Linked DNA regions of Homo sapiens: region 1 is linked to region 2. Evidence: read pairs that join two places in POLR2A ChIA-PET (ENCODE). Cell type or tissue: PC-9. All regions are shown on one strand.

Region 1 (8,000 bases), 75 kb before region 2:
GGGAGTATGGAATGCTTGAATATGAAGGATGGAACTCAATGCTTGAACTCAATAGGAAGAATGGAACTCAAAATAGAAACTTAGTTTCTATTTTGTTGCTTGGCAAGCACATGTATACATTTCTCGTTTATATACCAAGGAGATAAATTACTAGATCATAGCACATGTATAGATCAGCTTTAGTACGTGGACCAAATTATTTTCCCAAAGTGATGCTAATTTATACTCTTACCAGCAATTAGAATTTTTTTTTTTTTTTTTTTTTTGAGAGAGAGTCTCACTCTGTCGCTCAGGCTGGAGTGCAGTGCTGTGATCTTGGCTCACTGCAAGCTCCGCCTCCCGGGTTCACACCAGTCTCCTGCCTCAGCCTCCTGAGTAGCTGGGGCTACAGGTGCCCACCACCACGCCCAGCTAATTTCTTTTTTGCATTTTTAGTAGAGACGGGGTTTCACTGTTAGCCAGGATGGTCTCAATCTCCTGACCTTGTGATCTGCCCACCTCGGCCTCCCAAAGTGCTGGGATTACAGGCATGAACCACTGCACCCAGCCAATTAATGAGAATTTCATTTGTTTTCCCATATTTACTAATGCTTGCTATTGTCAGAGTTTTAAATTTTAGTTATTTTAGAAGGAATGCATGTGTTATTTATTGTGTTTTTATATTTAGGATAGTTAGCTCTTCTTATTGCATTGATCCCTTTACCATTATGTAATACCCTTCTTCGTCTCTTTTGATCTTTGTTGGTTTAAAGTCTGTTTTATCAGAGACTAGGATTGCAACCCCTATTTTTTTTTTGCTTTTCATTTGCTTGGTAAATCTTCCTCCATCCCTTTATTTTGAGCCTGTGCATTTCTTTGCATGTGAGATGGGTCTCCTGAATACAGCACACTGATGGGTCTTGACTCTTTATCCAATTTGCTAGTCTGTGTCTTTTAATTGGGGCATTTAGCCCATTTACATTTAAGGCTAATATTGTTATGTATGAATTTGATCCTGTCATTTTGATGCTAGCTGGTTATTTTGCCCATTAGTTGATGCAGTTTCTTCATAACGTCAATGGTCTTTACAATTTGGTATGTTTTTTGCAGTGGCTGGGACCAGTTGTTCTTTTCCATATTTAGTGCTTCCTTCAGGAGCTCTCGTAAGACAGGCCTGATGGTGACAAAATCAGTAAAAGATTTTATTTCTCCTTTGCTTATGAAGCTTAGTTTGGCTGGATATGAAATTCTGGGTTGAAAATTCTTTAAGAATGTTGAATATTGGCCCCCACTCTCTTCTGGCTTGTAGGGTTTCTGCAGAGAGACCCACTGTTAGTCTGATGGGCTTCCCTTTGTGGGTAACCCGACCTTTCTCTCTGGCTGCCCTTAACATTTTTTCCTTCATTTCAACCTTGGTGAATCTGATGATTATGTGTTTTGGGGTTGCTCTTCTCGAGGATATCTTTGTGGTGTTCTCTGTATTTCCTGAATTTGAATGTTGGCCTGCCTTGCTAGATTGGGGAAGTTCTCCTGGATAATATCCTGAAGAGTGTTTTCCAACTTGGTTCCATTCTCCCTGTCACTTTCAGATATACCAATCAGATGTAGATTTGGTCTTTTCACATAGTCCTATATTTCTTGGAGGCTTTGTTTGTTTCTTTTCACTCTTTTTTCTGTAATCTTGTCTTCTCACTTTATTTCATTGAGTTGATCTTCAGTCTCTGATATCCTTTCTTGCACTTGATTGATTCAGCTATTGATACTTGTGTATGCTTCATGAAGTTCTTGTGCTGCATTTTTCAGCTCCATCAGGTCGTTTATGTTCTTCTCTAAACATAGTTATTTATTCTAGTTAGCAATTTGCCTAACCTTTTTTCCAGGTCCTTAGCTTCCTTGCATTGGGTTAGAACATGCTTCTTTAGCTTGGAGGAATTTGTTATTACCCATCTTCTGAAGCCTACTTCTGTCAATTCATCAAACTCATTCTCCATCCAGTTTTGTTCCCTTGCTGGTGAGGAGTTGTTATCCTTTAGAGGAGAAGAGGCTTTCTGGTTTTTGGAATTTTTAGCCTTTTTGCGCTGGTTTCTTCTCTCTGTCTTCATGGATTTATCTACCTTTGGTCTTTGATGTTGGTGAGGTTGACACTATTCCTTTCTGTTTGTTAGTTTTCCTTCTAACAGTGAGGCCCCTCTGCTGAAGATCTGCTGGAGTTTGCTGGAGGTCCACTCCAGACCCTGTTTACCTGGGTATCACCAGCAGAGGCTCAGTTGGAAATGCAGGAATCACCTGCCTTCTGCATCAGTCTCACTGGGAGTTGCAGGCTTGAGCTGTTCCCGTTCAGCCATCTTGCCAGTTACCAGCTCTATTTACTGTGTTTCTAATTCGCATTTCCCTGATGATTAATGTGGTTGAGCATCTTTTCATGTGTTAAGAGGCCATTTGTTTATTTTATTCTGTGGAGTGCATGTTCAAGTCTTGTGCTCATTTCTCTATAGGGCTCTCTTTCTTTTTCTTTTTTCTTTTTTTTTTAGATGGAGTCTCACTCTGTCGCCCAGGCTAGAGTGCAGTGGCACGATCTTGGCTCACTGCAAGCTCTGCCTCCTGGGTTCATGCCATTCTCCTGCCTCAGCCTCTCGAGTAGCTGGGACTACAGGCATCTGCCACCATGCACGGCTAATTGTTTTGTATTTTTAGTAGAGATGGGGTTTCACCGTATTAGCCAGGATGGTCTCCCAATCTCCTGACCTTGTGATCTGCCTGCCTCAGCCTTCCAAAGTGCTGGGATTACAGGATTGAGCCACCACGCCCAGCCTCTTTCTTTTTCTTACAGATTTGCAGAAACGCTATAAATTCTGGACACAAGACTATACACACACATACCCGTACATATTTATGGTTTACTTTACCACAATTTTAATGGTATCAGTGAAAGAAATGAAGTTCTTATTTCATTGTATTTTAATAGATCACTCTCTTATTTTTATTATTAGAGCTTTGTACATCTTCTTCAAGATTCTTAGTTTTTCTTGGTCCTTTGCAACTTCATATACATTTTTTTATTTGTTTGTTTTTGTCTTTTGCATCCCATATACATTTTACTGTTAGCTTGTCAACTTCCATAAAAAGCCTGCTGGTGTTGGGATTGCTCTGAATCCAAATTTTAGGAAGATCTCTCTTAGAAAATCACATTTAGATTTAGACCTAAACGATTAGAAGGAGCTAGTTGTGTAAGGAGTGTGTAGGGTGGGGAAGTGGAGAATTTTCTAGAGCAAAGAGAACATTATGTGCAAAGACCCAAGGTATAAAAAAGCACAGCAAAGTCAAGAAATTGAAAGGTTGTTGGTATGGCAGAAGGAAAAGGATTGAGGTGAGATTGGCAGGCGGGTCAAAGCCCAGATCCTACAGTCTTGATGCTGTTGTGAGCAGTTTAGATAAATAACGATCAGCAGAAACTTAGAAATTGGCACTCTGCTTTACTTGCTTGCTATTAAAATGTTTCTTGTTGAAACAAGATTTGGCCTTGACGTTTATTCAACACTTTTTTCTGAAAGGCTGTTTATTTTGAAAAGCCCTAGAAATTTACAAAGTTATAATTTGATTCTCTTTGACTGAAAACAAAAGTCTAATATAAGTTTTGTTAGATTCTTTGACTCACATTTGTGCTGAATACATCCATGTATACTTTCTGCATCCATTTGACTCCCACAATTCCCTGTATTGGAACTCAGGATGCTAAAACATTTCTTTGAAAACAAAGCAAAAATGTTCCCCACATGACTCAGCATATGTTCAGTTCATACCTACTTTTATTTTTCTTTGTTCACCAAGAAGAGTCACAAAAGAGATGAATCAACTGTAAGTGCAGGAGTGTGAATCTGTACTCATTATCCTCAAGCATCCATGGAAGCACTTGTAGCTTAGAACTCTTATCAAAAGATCCTTTGTAATTTCAAGGGCAGCACTAACATATACAATGACTATATGTTTTTGAATGCTTCAGAGAATCTTTGCTATTCTCTAGAAAGAATGCAGCTGCTTTAGCAATTGCAACACCACTCCATGTATAAAACACTTTGCAAGCTGGTTCAAGCTGTTATATTCATGTCAAATTGGGTAACCTTTACAATAGTACTTTATATCAGAGCGATTGCATATGGTTCTAGAAAGTAAGTCCTTGTTACTTTGACTTAATACCATAAAAATGCAGTCAATAAATAACTAAGTACTACTCTGAGCAAGTTAGATTGTTAGATCCTTCTGAGGATGCAAAGATCACCAAGGCTGAAAAACAAGCATCGAGGACCCTATCTATTCCAGAGTGCGGGGGGGCAGGGGTGGGGTGCTCTTAAAGAAAACAATGTGGGGTAAAGAGAGAGGACATGAAAGAGTAACATGCAAGTAAGGGAGAATTTACCAAGCACAAGTGAGCTATGCATCAAATAATGGTATCAATTTTTTATTTTCCCAGCTCTGCTTGGCCTTGGTAGCCCTGGCCTCATCAACAGGTGTGGTCTGAAAAATTCTTGTCACCTGAAGTCGATTACTTAGTAGGCCGGGACCAATTTCTTTACAGTGCATAGTTACTCCTGGATCTAAGCTCCACATAGAACTCCTGAGCCCTGGATAGGGGCTAGCCTCTTTTCTGAAGGTATGACTGTGCTCCCCAAATACTCAGATACTGTCTTGGCTCTGTGATAAATGGGATGGGTCCCTGGGACTCCCGTGTTTCCTTTTGTGTTAGGCTGTTCTTGCATTGCTGTAAATCAATACTAGTTGGGCGCAGTGGCTCACGCCTGTAATCCCAGCACTTTGGGAGGCCGAGGTGAGCAGATCACCTGAGGTCAGGAGTTTGAGACCAGCGTGGCCAACATGGGGAAACCCCATCTCTACTAAAAATACAAAAATTAGTCGGGCATGGTGGCGCAGGCCTGTAATCCCAGCTACTCGGGAGGCTGAGGCACGAGAATCGCTTGAACCCAGGAGATGGATGTTGCAGTGAGCCAAGATAGCGCCATTGCACTCCAGCCGGGGCAGCAGAGCGAGACTCCGTCTCAAAAAAAGAAATACAATAACATACCAGCACTTTGGGAGGCCAAGGCAGGCAGATTCCTTGAGCTCAGGAGTTAGAGACCAGCCTGGGCAGCATGGTGAAACCTTGTCTCTACAAAAAATGCAAAAATTAGCTGGGCATGATGGTGCATGCCTGTAGTTCCAGCTACTTATGGAGATTGAGACATGAGGAATGCTTGAGTGGAGGAGGTCAAGGCTGCAGTAAGCTGCGTTTGCACCACTGCACCCCAGTCTGGGAGACAAAGTAAGACCCTGTCTCAAAAAAAAAAAAAAAAAAAAAAAAGAAAAATACTGGAGACTGAGTAATTTATAAGAAAATACATTTAATTGGCTCATGTTTCTGCAGGCTATACAGGAAGCATGGTGCCAGCATCTGCTTCTGGGGAGGTCTCAGGAAGCTTTTACTCATGGCAGAAAGTGAAGTAAGAGCAGTATTTCACATAGCAAAAGCAGAAGCAAGATGGGGGATAGGTGCCACATGTTTAAATGACCAGATCTTGTGAAAACTCGCTCACAACAGTGAGACAGCACCAAGCCCCAAGGGATCTGTCCACATAACCCAAACATCTCCTACCAGGACCACCTCCAACACTGGGGGCTCCCCTCTACATTTGGAGGGGACATCCAAACCATATCACCTCCCACTTGATTTCTGAATGTATTTCTGCCGAGGGGCTCACCCACTGCAGCCCAACTGCCAGGCCCAGGGCCTGTGAGTAGTGGTGCTGGCATATCCTGCATGAGTGGCCAAACTTTCAGGGACACGTCCATGCGTACTTCCTTACAATGGAGCTAATATGGCAGCTTTGTTTATCCCTTAGCTCTTGACCCACCAGGTTCTAGTTCTCTTTCCTTTCCTTAAGCCGCCTTGTTGAGGGCTTCTTGTTTCTGGTTTACACGAAGACAGAAAAGCTTAAGTTGTGTGTAAGGGAAGAGACCATTGGCCAGTTTTGGTTGAATGTAGAGGGAATGAAGTAAATTGTGGAGATAACTCTGGAATGATCTGTTAGGACTGTTTAGCAGGAAAGGAGAATGATACAATTGGAGCTATAATTTAGCACTGATTGATACATAATGGGTAGTGCAGTCAATGTTACACATTATACTAATGTGTAAAAAAAAGAGCAAACATTCTTTATTTTCTGGAACTGATTGAATTTTGCTCTCAAATCTTTCTCTTAATGGTAGAAAGGGAAGAGGACACTTAAACTTGCCAATTAAAGGCTTTTTCAGATGATCATATTCTATTTTAGAAAAATATTCAGCTAAATTCATACTTTAAACTTCCTCTCTGGGCTGTTCATCCTTTTCTCCAAAATAGTGTCTGGATATAGGAACTCTTTTTTCTTCATGGCCATGACGTATGGTAGTTTCACCTGTTAGTCCTTATGCTGACCTCTAGGTCTTCACTGGGCTTATTTGAGATGTCTCTTGCTGGCTGACCTGTTGAAATCTGCAACTGGTTAAACTATTGGTCTATTCTCTTGAAATGTTTAAAGCCTTATGATTCTCTTCTTAAAATTTCTCTCACCCTGTAATTCCGCTGACTTGCCCCATACTGAGTTTCTCTTGCATTATAGTTTCTTAGAGCCTTAGCCACACTTCTGTTACCCTGCCTCTGGTTTGGATAGAATACATATCTATAGTGACTGGCAGAATGCTAACATTGGGTCTGATCCAGTGGATTATGGTCTATTATGAAAGGGAGAGTCAAGAGGATACCATGGATCTCTCCACCCAATGCAACTTGCAAATTGGAAGCAATAATATGGCCCTCAAGGAACTGCAGATACTATGCCAAGCAAATACAAAATACTGGGATGTTGTTTCCTATTACTTTCCCTTTTAATTTCCCAATTCAGAACTTGCAGAATATGAATGGATCTTGGAGAATAACAATGGATGTTCATAAATATAGTAATGTGGTGACCCTAAATACTACTGCTCTTCCAGAATTGGTCTTCTACAGAAAAACAATGCTCTAAAACATATCTGTTATGCAGTTATTGATACAGTTATTTTTTTTTCTTTATTCTAACCAATAGGACTCATTTGCTTCATCTGACCTGGTGAGAAAGATCCCTTTACTATCCTGTCTCTAGGATACATTAGTTTGCAGATTCTGTGCCACATTTTAGTTTTTGGGGATGTTGCTGGTCTCATAGTACCATGCTGCTGTGCTGTATTGATGACTTCTTCATGATAGGACTGAAAAGCAGGACGTGGCTGGTACTCTATATATCTTGGTAAAGGATATATATGACAGGGTAGGAGGTAAACTCTAGAAAACATACCAGAACCTAATGCCTCTAGCATCCCTGTTATCTAGGAGATATCCTGGGATTTGCCTTCCAAAATGAATAAAACGGAATATAAGTTGCCACCTCAGTTAGTTCTCTGTCACTAAAAGTGAGGAAAAGCTTGGTGGTGTGGGTGTGTGCTTCTTTGACACAGCCAGGTATTCTGCATGTCCAAACTTGGTGGTGACAGCAGTAGCAAACAACCCTGAGTGTCCCTCTGTTCCTGCCAATTTGATGCTACACCCTGGAAAGACTAGCTAGCCTCTTGGTGAAAAGTTCCCTGATGGAAAGCCAACCATGGTGAGCCATTCCATCATGGAGGGGCTGTCAATTTTTCTTTTCTTTTTTTTTTTTTTTTTTTTTTTGAGGCGGAGTCTTGCTCTGTCACCCAGGCTGGAGTACAATGGCATGATCTCAGCTCACTGCATCCTCCATCTCCTGGGTTCTAGTGATTCTCCTGTCTCAGCCTCCCGAGTAGCTGGGATTACAGGTGCCCGCCGCCATGCCTGGCTAATTTTTGTAATTTTTAGTAGAGACAGGGTTTCGCCATGTTGGTCAGGCTGGTCTTGAACTCCTGACCTCAGGTGATCCACCCACCTCGGCCTCCCAAAGTGCTGGGATTACGGGCGTGAGCCACTGCACCTGGCCGGG
Region 2 (8,000 bases):
TGCTCCATTGCCCTCTCCTTGGAAAATTCCATGGGGACATACAGTTTGGAATCCAGAACTCCTGGTGTATTATCCTGTGTTCAGTGTGTGATTTTGTTGTAGAGATCAGCAATGTTTTCTAAGAGATGTTATATCTGCCATTAGTCTTTTAGAATGAAATATGTCAAATACACAAAAAGTATAATGATTAACAAGATTAATTCAGTCTTCCAAAGCCTTTAAGAGCCATTTCTAATTTTACGGAGGTAGCAAGATAACTAGGCAACACTTAATTATCTCTATCCAGTGGGAAATTCGATTGATAGCCTCCAAACTTATTTTTAGACAATGCTATAGACTTTACAATGTAAATACTAGTAAGGAAAGAAATATAAAAAATGTTAACTACAGGAAGGAGACAAAGGGAGAAAAGTCACTAGCTGATTCTCTACAAGCTGGGTAGTCAGCCCCAGCACCCATTTCCACTGGGCAAGGGTGCTGCTTGTTAAATAGTCAACATTTCATATATATCAAAAGCTCAGACTTGTCTAAGGTTAACATGGATGCAGGGTGGCTTTGCAAGAAAACAGTCCAGATTTTTGAGGCTAAGCAAGATGGTTAAATAGAAGCCTCCACTGACCACCCTCCCTGCAGGAACACCAAATTGAACAACTATCCACATAAAAAAGCACCTTCATAAGAATAAAAAATCAGGTGAGCTGTCACAGTACCTGGTTTTAACTTCATATCATTGAAAGAGGCATTAAAGAGGGTAGGAAAGACAGTCTGGAATTGCCAACACCAATCCCCCACTCCCATTCCCCAGCAGCAGCTGGGCTGTGTGGTGGAGAGAATCTGAGCTCTTGCGGGAGAGAGAGTGCAGTGACTGTGGGACTTTGCCTTGGAACTTGGTGCTGCACTGTCACGGTGGAAAGGAACACCAGGCAAAACTCAGTGCCCATGGAAAAAACATTTAGACTAACACTAGCCAGAGGGGAATTGCCCATCCCAGCAGTTGGAACCTGAGTTCTGGCAAGCATCGCCACCACAGGCTAAAGTGCTCTGGGGTTCTAAATAAACTTTAAAAGCAGTCTAGGCCACAAGGGCTGCAATTTCTGGGCAAGTCCTGGTGCTGTGCTGGGCTCAAAGCAAGTGGACTTACTGGGGGCATGTGACCTAGTGAGACACCAGCCAGGGTGGCCAAGGAAGTGCTTGCACCAAGCCTCCCCTAACCCCAGGCAGCACAGCTTGCAGCTAGGAGAGAGACTTTCCTTCCACTCGAGAAAAGAAGGAACTTTGTCTTGCAACTTGGATGCCAGCTCAGCCATAGTAGGACAGGGCACCAGGCAGAGTCCTAAGGCCCCCATTCGAGGCCCTAGCTCTTGGATGACATTTCTAGACACACTCTGGGCCAGAAGAGAACCCATTTCCTTGAAGTAAAGGACCCAGTACTGGCAGGATTCATCATGTGCTGACTAAAAAGCCCTTAGGCCCTGAATAACCAGCAGCAATACCCAGGTAGTATGCCTCGGATGAGACTCTGAGATGTGCTGGATTCAGGTGTGACCCAGCACATCGAGTTGTGGTGGGCTACAAGGAGAGGCTCCTGCTTGAGAAAAGGAGAGAAAGAGTAAAGGGGACTTTGTCTTGCAACTTAGGTACCAGCTCAACCAGAGTCGGGTAGAGCACCAAGTGGGCTCTGGGGGTTCCCAATTCCAGGCCTTGGCTCTTGGATGGCATTTCTGGACCTGCCCTGGGCCAGAGGGAGCCCACTTCCCTGAAGGATGAGTCTCAGATCTGGCAGTATTCACCACAAGCTGACTGAAGAGCCCTTGAGCCTTGAGTGTACATCAGTGGCAGCCAAGCAATACTCATTAGGGGCCTGAAGTGGTGATGACCATAAGGGGAGACTCCTGTGTAGAAAGGGGAGGGAACCAGCACAGCTGTAGTAGAATAGAGCTATCAGGTAGATTCCTAAGGTTTCTGACTCTAGGCCCTGGCTCCTGGATGGCATCTTTGGTCCTGCCTGGGGCTGGGGGAACTCATTGCCCTGGGGAAGGACACAAGCCTGATGGGTTTTGCTACCTGCTGAGTGATGGGTTTTGCTACCTAGGGCCTTGAGTGAACATAGGTAGTAGCCAGGTGGTGGTTATTGTGGGCCTATTGAGAGAGATCCAGTGCCATGCTGGCTTGAAGTCTGACTCAGGGCAGTCCTAGTGGTGGTGGCTGCAGGGGTGCTTGTGTCACTCCACCGCCAAGTCTGCACATACACGCAAGAGAGAAAGACTCTGTGAGAAAGTAAGGGAAGAGAACAAGAATCTCTGCCTGGTAATCAGAGAATTCTTCCAAATCTTATACATGACTTACAAGACGGTACCTCTATGAGTCTGCAAGAACCATAGAGTTATCGGGCTTGAGGTTTCATCTAATGCAGATATGACTGCAGTGACCCAACATTTAGATTATAAGACCCAACTCTCTTGCATACCTGGAAAGCCTTCCCAAAAAGGATGGGTACAAAAAAGCCTAGACTGCAAAGACTACCATAAATTGGCTGGGCACAGTGGCTCATGCTTGTAATCCCAGCACTTTGGGAGGCCGAGGCCAGTGGATCACCTGAGGTCAAGAGTTTGAGACCAGCCTGGTCAACATGGTGAAACTTTGTCTTTACTAAAAATACAAAAATTAGCCGGGTATGGTGGCAAGCACCTGTACCCTAGCTACTTGGGAGGCTGAGGCAGGAGAATCGCTTGAACCCAGGAGGCAGAGGTTGCAGTGAGCTGAGATCACACCGTTGTACTCCAGCCTGGGCAACAAGAGCCAAACTCCATCTCAAAAAAAAAAAAACAAAAAACAAAAGAACAAAAAGACTACCATAAATACCCAACTCTTTAATGACCAGAGACTGACAAACATTCACAAGCATCAAAACCATCTAGGAAAACATGACCTCACCAAATGAACAAAATAAGTCACTGAGGACTGACCCTGGAAAAACAGAGAATTTAAAATAACTGTTTTGAGGAAACTCAAAAAAATTCAAGGTAACACAGAGAAGGAATTCAGATTCCTATCGGATAAATTTAACAAATAAATTGAAATAATTAAAAAGAGTCAAGCAGCAGTTCTGGAGTTGAGAAGTGCAATTGACATCCTGAAGAATGCATCAGTGTCCCTTAACAGCAGAATTGATCAAGCAGAAGAAAGAGTGAGCTTGAAGACAGGCTATTTGAAAATAAATAGTCATAGGAGACAAAAAATAAATAAATAAAAAATGAAGCACAGCTACAAGATGTAGAAAATATTCTAAAAATGGCAAATCTAAGAGTTATTGGCCTTAAAGAGGAGGTAGAGAGAGAGAGATAGGGGTAGAAAGTTTATTCAAAGGGATAATATCAGAAAACTTCCCAAACCTAGAGAAAGATATCAATATTCAAGTACAAGATGGTTACAGAACACCAAGCAGATTTAATCCAAATAAGACAGCCTCAAGACATTTAATAATCAAACTCCCAAGGGTTAAGGATAAAGAAAGAATCCTAAGAGTAGCAAGAGTAAAAAACAAGTAACATTCAATGGAGCTCCAATACATCTGGCAGCAGACTTTTCAGTGGAAACCTTACAGGCCAGGAGATAGTGGCATGATACATTTAAAGCGCCAGTGAAAAAATTCTTTTATATTAGAATAGTTTATCCAGTAAAAATATCCTTCAAACGTGAAGGAGAAATAAAGACTTTCCCAGACAAATGAAAGCTGAGGTATTTCATCAACACAAGACCTGTCCTACAAAAAATGCTAAGAAGAGTTCTTCAGTCTGAAAGAAAAGAATGTTAATGAGCAATAAGAAACAATCTGAACGTGCAAAACTGGTAATAGTAAGTACACAGAAAAACACGGAATATTATAACACTATATTTGTGATATGTAAACTACTCATATCTTGAGTGGAAAGACTAAAAGATGAACTAATAAAAATAATAACTACAACTTTTTTTTTTTTTTTGAGACAGAGTCTCGCTCTGTTGCCTAGGCTGGAGTGCAGTGGTGCTATCTCGGCTCACTGCAAACACTGCCTCCCAGGTTCACGCCATTCTCCTGCCTCAACCTCCCAAGTAGCTGGGACTGCAGGTGCCCACCACCATGCCCGGCTAATATTTTGTATTTTTTTAGTAGAGACGGGGTTTCACCATGTTAGCCAGGATGGTCTCGATCTCCTGACCTTATGATCTGCCCGCCTCGGCCTCCCAAAGTGCTGGGATTATATCTGGATGCCCTGATGTAGTAGCTGGAGTCCCAGCTATTCGTGGGGAGGCTGAGGCAGGAGAATGGCGTGAACCTGGGAGGCGGAGCTTGTAGTGAGCTGAGATCACACCACTGCACTCTAGCCTGTGTGACAGAGCGAGACTCCATCTCCAAAAAAAAAAAAAAAGAAAAAAAAATACAACACCCAATAACCTGTTGCTTCACACTTCACCTACAAGGACATGCATAGAATGAAAATCAAGAGATGCAAAAAAAAAAAAAAAAAAATTCCATGCAAATGGAAACCCAAAAAGAGCAGGAGTAGCTATACTTAGACACAATAGATTTCAATATAAAAACTATAAAAAGAGACAAGGTCATTATATAATGATAAAGGGTTTAATTCAGTAAGAAGATATAACATTTGTAAATATATACGCCCCTAACATCAGGGCTTCCAGATATTTAAAATATTATTAGAACTAAAGAGAAAAGTAGACTCCCAATACAATAATAGCTGAAGACTTCAACATCCCACTTTCAGCTTGGACAGATCATCAAGACAGAAAATCAACAAAGAAATAATGAACTTAATCTGCACTGTAGACCAAATGGGCCTAATGGATATTTAGAGAACATTTCATGCAAGAGCTGGAGAATACACATTCTACTCCTCAGCACATGGATTGTTCTCAAGAACAGGCCATATGTTAGGTTTCAAAACAAGTCTTCAAAATATTTCTTTAAATGAGATTATGTCAAATATCTTCTCTGACCACAATGGAATAAAACTAGAAATTAGTAACGAGGAATTTTGGAAACTATACAAACACATGGAAATTAAGCAATATGCTCCTGAATGAGCAGTGGGTTAATGAAGAAATTAAGAAAGTAATTAAAAAAATTTTTTGAAACCAATGCTAATGGAAACACAACATTCCAAAACCTATAGGATACATCAAAATCAGTGCTAAGAGAAAAGTTTATAGCTATAAGCACCTACATCAAAAAAAATCTCTTCTGATGGAAAAAAAATAGAAACCCTTCAAATAAACAACCTAATGATTCATTCTAAAGACTAAGAAAGCAAGAGCAAACCAAATCCAAAATTAGTAGAAGAAAAGAAATAATAAATAACAGAGCAGAAATAAATGAAACTGAAATGAAGAAAACAATACAAAAGATCAGTAAAATGAAAAATTGGTTTTTTGAAAAGATGAACAAAATTGGCAAACCTTTTTTTTTTTTTATTTTTTGAGACGGAGCCTTGCTCTGTTGCCCGGGCTGGAGTGCAGTGGCTTGATCTCGGCTCACTGCAAACTCCACGTCCCAGGTTCATGCCATTCTCCTGCCTCAGCTTCCCGAGTAGCTGGGACTAAGGTGCCCGCCACCACGTCTGGCTAGTTTTTTTGGTATTTTTCGTAGAGACGGGGTTTCACCGTGTTAGCCAGGATGGTCTCAATCTCCTGACCTCATGATCCGCCTACCTTGGCCTCCCGTAGAGCTGGCATGAGCCACTGTGCCCGGTCACAAAATTGACAAACCTTTAACCAGACTAAGAAAGAAGAGAGAAGACCCAAATAAAATCAGAGATAAAAAAGGGAGACAATTTGAGACCAGCCTGGCCAACATGGTGAAACCCCGTCTCTACTGAAAATACAAAAATTAGCTGGACGTAGTGGCGTGCACCTGTAATCCCAGCTATTTGGGAGGCTGAAGCACGAGAATTGCTTGAACCTGGGAGGTGGAGGTTCCAGTGAGCAAAGATCGCACCACTGCACTACAGCCTGGACGACAGAGTGAGACTCCATCTCAAAAAAAAAAAAAGGGAGACATTACAACTGATACTGCAGAAACTCAAAGGATCAGTAGAAGCTACTATAAGCAACTATGTGTGAATAAATTTGAAAACCTAGAAGAAATGGATAAATTCATGGACACATACAACCTATCAAGATTGAGCCATGAAGAAATCCAAAACCTGAACAGACCAATAATAAGTAACAAGACTGAAGCTGTAATAAAATGTCTCCCAGCAGAGAAAAGCCTGGGGTGGATGGCTTCACAGGTGAATTATACCAAACATTTACAGAAGAACTAATACCAATCCTACTCAAACTAATCCAAAAAATAGAGGAGGAGGGAATACTTCCAAATTCGTTCTATGAGGCCAGTAGTACCTGATTAAAAAAACCAGACAGACACATTAAAAAAAAAAAAGAAAAAAAAAAGAAAAGAAAAGGAAAGAAAACTACAGGCCAACATTCCTGATAAACATTGATGCAAAAATTCCTCAACAAAATATTAGCAAACCCAATTCAACAACACATTTAAAAGATCATTCATCAAGACCAAGTGGGATTTATCCCAAGGATGGTTCAACATGTGCAAATCAACCAACGTGATACATCATATAAATAGCATGAGGGACAAAAACCATATGCTCATTCCAATTGATGCTGAGAAAGCGTTTGATAAAATCTAACATCCTTTTAAAATAAAAACCTCAAAAAACTAGGTATAGAAGGAACTTACCTCAACACAATAAAAGCCATATACAACAGACCCATGGCTAGTATCATACCAAATGGGGGCAAAACTGAAGGCCTTTCCTCTAACATTTGGAACATGACAAAGATGCCTACTTTCACCACTGTTATTCACCATAGTACTGGAAGTCCTATCTAGAGCAATCAGACAATAGAAAGAAATAAAAGACATCCAGATTGGAAAGGAAGATGTCAAATTATCCTTGTTTGCAGATAATATGATCTTATATTTAGAAAAATGTAAAGACTCCACCAAAAAACTATTAGAACTGATTTAAAAATTCAGTAAAATGGCAGGATATAAAGTCAACATAAAAAAATTAGTAGTATATCTGGCCAGGCATGGTGTCTCATGCCTGTAATCCCAGCAGTTTGGGAGGCCGAGGTGGGCAGATCATGAGGTCAGGAGTTTGAGACCAGCCTGGCCAACATGGTGAAACCCCATCTGTACTAAAGATACAAAAAATTAGCTGGGCGTGGTGGCGCATGCCTATAATTGTAGCTACTCAGGAGGCTGAGGCAGGAGAATTGCTTGAACCTGGGAGGTGGAGGTTGCAGTGAGCCAAGATTGCACCATTGCACTCCAGCCTGGGTGACGGGGCGAGACTCCATCTCAAAAAAAAAAAAAAAGTAGCATTTTTATATGCCAACAGTGCAGAATCTGAAAAAGAAATCAAGAAAGAATTACATTTACAATAGCTATAAATAAAATAAAATACTTAGGAATTAACTATAGAAGTGAAAGATTTCAACAATGTAAACTGTAAAACACTGATGAAAGAAATTGAAAAGGACACACAAAAAATGGAAAACTTCCACGTTCATGGATTAGAAGAATCAATATTCGTAAAATGTTCATACTACCTAAAGCAATCTACAGATTCAATGCAATCCCTATCAAAATACCAATGACATTCTTCACAGAAATAGAAAAACAATCCAAAAATTTATATGGAACCACAAAAGACTCAAAATAGCCAAAGTTATCATGAGGAAAAAAAAAAAAAAGGGAAGGAATCACATTACCTGACTTCAAATTATGTGACAGAGCTATAGTAAGCGAAACAGTATGATATTGACATAAAAACAGACACATGGACTAATGGAACACAATAGAGAACCCAGAAACAAATTCACATCTATGAACACATTTTTGACAAAGAGAACACACATTAGGAAAAGAACAGTCTCTTCAATACATGGTGCTGGGAAAACTGGATATTCATATG

What was found. ChIA-PET counts read pairs that join two places held together with the same protein. Peaks named below come from ENCODE experiments on the same cell type or tissue, not always from the same donor. Only the 100,000 strongest peaks of a DNase experiment are listed, where the experiment ranks them.
Region 1: POLR2A ChIA-PET joins it to region 2 with 5 read pairs; 4 of 35 experiments call an interaction of 5 or more read pairs at or near these places.

Annotation. Positions count from the first base shown.
Region 1 is chr6:134,770,337-134,778,336 of GRCh38, reverse strand. The region is part of intron 3 of LOC101928277 (a long non-coding RNA gene); the gene reads left to right. Among named protein-coding and RNA genes, the nearest start is that of ALDH8A1, 180 kb to the left of the region's middle. In PC-9, no CTCF peak of the experiment used is centred here; a DNase peak (open chromatin) is centred at 3,906.
Region 2 is chr6:134,695,342-134,703,341 of GRCh38, reverse strand. The region is part of intron 4 of LOC101928277 (a long non-coding RNA gene); the gene reads left to right. Among named protein-coding and RNA genes, the nearest start is that of LINC03002, 160 kb to the right of the region's middle. In PC-9, no CTCF peak of the experiment used is centred here; no DNase peak of the experiment used is centred here.